2 separate regions of the Homo sapiens genome follow, and region 1 is linked to region 2. Evidence: chromatin loops called from intact Hi-C (ENCODE). Cell type or tissue: lower leg skin. All regions are shown on one strand.

Evidence for each region. Hi-C counts contacts between places; a loop is a spot of excess contacts. Peaks named below come from ENCODE experiments on the same cell type or tissue, not always from the same donor. Only the 100,000 strongest peaks of a DNase experiment are listed, where the experiment ranks them.
Region 1: a loop joins it to region 2, with 4 times the contacts of the local background. A loop is called at or near these places in 43 of 110 quality-filtered maps.

The regions. Positions count from the first base shown.
Region 1 is chr12:117,586,550-117,589,049 of GRCh38, forward strand. All of the region lies in intron 5 of KSR2 (kinase suppressor of ras 2), which reads right to left. Among named protein-coding and RNA genes, the nearest start is that of NOS1, 230 kb to the left of the region's middle. In lower leg skin, a CTCF peak has its summit at 1,333 (motif pointing left); no DNase peak of the experiment used is centred here.
Region 2 is chr12:117,235,463-117,237,962 of GRCh38, forward strand. The region is part of intron 20 of NOS1 (nitric oxide synthase 1); the gene reads right to left. Among named protein-coding and RNA genes, the nearest start is that of FBXO21, 46 kb to the left of the region's middle. RefSeq lists enhancers at 919-1,423, 1,424-1,928. In lower leg skin, no CTCF peak of the experiment used is centred here; a DNase peak (open chromatin) is centred at 1,199.

The DNA.
Region 1 (2,500 bases), 350 kb after region 2:
GCACTCCAGCCTGGGCAACAAGAGCCAAACTCCGAAAAAAAAAAAAAGAAGAAGAAAGAAAGAAAAGAAAAAAGAAAGAAAAAGAAAGAAAGAAAGAAAGAAAGAAAGAAAAATATAGTAAATCTGCTGTCTGCTGTGTTACCGTGTGCCAAGCACTACTGTCAAACAGACAGACCCTTGACATATATTATCCCATTAATACAAACACTACAGAGTATACACACACATAGCGTATCAGCCATGATCATTAGTGCCATTTCAACAAGGAAATTAAAAAGTTATCCCGACTGCCCAAGGTAAATGCAAGTAAATGCCAGAACAGGGATTTTTAATTGAGCTGTGGCTCAATTAATGGAAGTGAATTTCATCTCCCTTTCACAGATGGGAATATTGAGGCTTAGAAGCAATATGCAATTGTCTAGAGCTGATAAGTGACTGAGTTGGGATTTAAACTGCAGACAGAAACAAACTGGATGCTTTTAGTCCAGAGTTCCCTCCAACACCCTGCTCAACCCATCCTATACTGCCAAGGCCTCCTACCTACCTCTGTCTGGGAAGGACCAAGGAGGCCTGGGAAGTGATGTAATAGCATAATGCTCCTCTCCCACCCAAAAGATGCCCACGTCCTGATCCCTGGAACCTGGGAGTATGTTATCTTATCTGGCAAAAAGAGATGCTGAAGACGTGATCAAGTTAAGGATCTTGAGATGGAGAAGTTACCCTGGATTACGCGGGTGGAACTAATGTCACCATAGGGCCCTTATAAGATGGAGGGAGGAGGGTGAGAGTCAGAGGTCAGAGAAGTGGACATGACAATGAAAGCCGAGGTCAGAGGGATGCAACTGCTGGTTTTGAAGGAGGAGGGGGGACAGCAGCCAAGGCACATAACTAGAAAAGGCGAGAATGGATTCTCCCCTAGAGCTTCCAGAAGGAACCAGCTCTGCCGACACCCTGATCTTAATCCCATTGGCATCCATTTCGGACTTCTGACCTCCAGAACTGTAAGATAATAAATCTGTGTTGTTTTCAGCCGCTGAGTTGGTGGCCGTTTGTCACAGCAGCCATGGGAAACTGACACAGCACCTATCTTGTTCCAGGCATGGTTTCAAGGGGATACGGTGAACGAGATAACCATGTTTCCCGAGTTTAGAGTCTACAGGGGGAAATCAGAAAGTAAATGAGCCAAGAAATAAGAGTCCATGAGGAAAATGAAACCGTACCAACGTTGGGGTTGTTTTAAGGCAATGGGAGCCCCGATGTGCGTTAGAATGGAAGCAGCAGGACGCTGTGCTGGGCAGTATGCATTTAAGAGCTCCCTCTGGCGGTCGAGGGGAAAATAGCCTGCCAGGCTGTAACTGGAAAAAACAGGGAGGGCCTCCCCGCCTCCCTATCCCTGCATCAATGCTCCATCACCCCAACCCCTACCCAGGTCCAATGCTACAGCTCTAACCCTGACAAGACCATTCCTTCCCAAGGTCATTCTCCCAGCACAGGCCTTTCCCACCGGAGCTATCATGATCCCACCCACAGCCCCTCATAAAAAATCCACATCCCATCACTCCTCCATGTCCCTGGGAAAAGCAAAGGGGGTGTACTCATTGGCCCCACAGCCTGTATTATTTTTCAGAAGCCAACAGAGTATTTTTACTTCCTTGGCCATAAAGAAGGGTTTTGTCCCAAACCTACCAACTTGTAGCACTGGAATATCTGCTGTGGCATAGACTGATCTTAGAGGACAGTTCCTGAAGAAATTTTCATGGGATTTGCATTCCCAAACCCAAGCAGGGGAGGATAAAAAGGTAGCCATGGGAAGAAGGCAAAGCCAGTTTTAAAAAATTATTCTTTGCGATTTATCTGCTATGGGGACAAACGATACTAGGCTGGGAGCTTTTGGGGTTTGGGCCTGGGTCTCATCTGTCACTGTATCCCCAAGTGTTGAGCTCAGGATCTGCTCTAAGAATATTAAATGTGTGTTTAATGGACAAATGAATGAATGAACAAATGAATGGACCGATAGTCAAGTCCTGGCTGAACCTGGTGTTTTTCCGATTAATGAGAAACTTACATGGCCCTGAGAGATCGTAGAGATAACTTTATCAGACTCAGAGCAAATCTGAACTTATTTATCCTCAAAATACTCTGTGTGGTAGGGAAGAAAGTACACATTATAACTGTTTCACAGATGGCAAATTGAGGTAGATGTGGGATGTGACCTGCTGTGTGTCTTTGGGCAAGTGACAACCCCATGAGCTTCAGTGTTCTCAGGCAAAAACTGTGAGTAAATATCAGTGCCCACTGTACCTCATTGTGTTGTTTGAAGACTAAGTGGGATAATGCACACAGAGTATTCTGAGCATGAGAGCAATGCTCAGACATATTTACCGTATGTATCTTGCAGCTATGTCTTCATTTAATCCACACAATCTTATGAGTTTGTATCCATAGTTTACAGATAAGGAAAGTAAGGATAACTAAATTGTTCAAAGTCATATAGCTAAAG
Region 2 (2,500 bases):
CTCCTAGGAATTCCAAGCCCCACCCCCTTTGGCAACCAGGGTTCCTCGTATTGTTATGGTAAAGGAAAAAAGACTTGGCTTTAAGCTTGGGTTCCTCCTATGCATAAATTCATCAATATTACAAAATTGAGAGATCTAAAAAGAAAACACAGAAGGAAACTCATTGATGCCACCGGGTTATAACCTTTCTGCATTGATTTTTGTGTTTCAAGTTCAAGAGGCCTGTGCTAATCCAACAGCTTTCAATAATAAACTCTCAGAATGTGATTATTCTGGTCCTTTAAAAAGTTTCAGTACAGGCTGGGCACGGTGGCTCACGCCTGTAATCCCAGCACTTTGGGAGGTGGAGGTACACAGATCACCTGAGGTCAGGAGTTTGAGACCAGCCTGGCCAACATGACAAAACCCCGTCTCTACTAAAAACACAAAAATTAGCTGGGCATTGTGGCATGTGCCTGTAATCCCAGCTACTTGGGAGGCTGAGGCGGGAGAATCGCTTGAACCCAGGAGGTGGAGGTTGCAATGAGCAGAAACTGCACCACTGCATTCCAGCCTGGGCAACAGAGCGAAACTACATCCTCCCACCCCAACCCAAAAAACAAACAAACCCCATATCTGTATTTCAGTACAGATATACTGCATTTCACCCAACACCTGCAAACTCGAGGATCGATTACACTTTGAGAAATCAAATCCTTTGCACCCTTTGAGCTACGATTGCTTTTTCAGATCTGCTTTTTCTTCATTGCCAATTAATTTTCAGTGGCTAGAGACGCTTGATATTCAACATGAAGTTTCTATATTCTCTATGGTATGTAAATCAACACTTGAATAGCCCAATGGGACTCGCTATTTAAAGGACTTTTTGGCTCAACCGAGAACCTTTTGTGCTACAAATAGCCACCATTATTAAAAAGAGTTGAGCGGGCACATTATTTTGGGGGAGGAAAGGGTGTCAAGTATTTTCTTGAAGCAAGGCATCCCCGCCCTTAGCATAGTGGGGAACTTAGCGACCATAATTGTGAATGGCAGTATTAGAGTCTGGAGTCCCACTGGCCCTCCATGGGCAGACCTTGCCCTGTCTGGGAACTTGCACGACTGAGCCTTCTCAGAGCTCACACCAGTCTTTGGTTCCTGGGGAGCAAAAAGACAACACCTCCAGAGAGCTGCAAGAAGGAACTCGCAGAAGCCGGGGCCAGCAGGGGGCGCTGTGGGGTTTCTAATTTGGGAGCCTCCTAAGTCTACCCAAAGGAAGCCTTTGAAAGGCCCGCAAATCAATTCCCGCTTTCTTCCCAGATCATCACGATTTGTACAAAATAGAAATGCAGAGGACCCAAACTTGCTGAGCTAGCTCACGAGCACAGCCACCTCCCCCAAAGTCCTCTTGAACGAGGCAGAGGGTGGCCGTGCAGACAAGGAGCAGGCATGGGAACGTGGCTGGCAGGTGGGCTAGAATGCAAGGTGGGCCCAGGCTCTGGCCCTGCTGGGAGTTTAACCAAGGGGACTGACTCTGCATGCCGCTTGCTGAGAACCCTGGCAGAATGGCTGTGGGGCCCCAGGGCACCTTGGTGGACTGGTCTTTGATGCTTTGCTGGGAAGCCGACCCTCTGGGCGATAGCACTGGCTCAGAAACCAATTGTCTTAAATCTCAGTTCTGCTGAGCTTTGTAAGTAGAGAATTTTTAGCATTTCATTATTATTTTTATTTTTTTTTGAGATGGAGTCTCTCTCTGTTGCCCAGGCTGGAGTGCAGTCCACCTCCTGGGTTCAAGAGATTCTCCTGCCTCAGCCTCCCGAGTAGCTGGGATTACAGTAGCCCGCCACCATGCCCGGCTAGTTTTTGTACTTTTAGCAGAGACAGGGTTTAACCATGATGGCCAGGCTGGTCTCAAATTCCTGATTTCAGATGATCCACCGCCTCAACCTCCCAAAGTGCTAGGATTACAGGTGTGAGCCACCACGCCTGGCCTATTTTTTATTTTTTCTTCAAGCTTGGGACACATATGGGCCATATGAGAAGTACAGGGAGAAGGGGAAGAGGCAATGGAACAGCAGCAGCCATTTGGGCCCTATTCCCTTCTCCCCCCGAGTGTCCCCTCTGTGTGACTTATGTCTAGCCACATCCAGAAGCATCACATATACACACATGCTTGGCGGTGGCTCAATGATAGGTTTGCAGATGAAAGAATAATTTGCTAATGTCCAGCATTAAATGGAAAAAAAAAAACAGAAAATGTGCATTCTTCAGTGAAAAGAGTAAATATTGTCACCTGTGAACTGCTCAAGGTAACAAGGTTCATTCATTCCACACCTGTACATCATGTGTCAGGCACTGTTCTAGGCACTGGTGAGAGAGGGGAAGGACAGCAAAGTGCCCTATTCTCATTGAGAAGTCACTTAAAGGATCTCAGGTGGGGTTGGTGATGTGGACGAGTGGGTGGTGATGGGTTGAGGGGAGCAGGCTATGTCAGACAGGACGGTCAGGGAGACTTCTCTGGCGA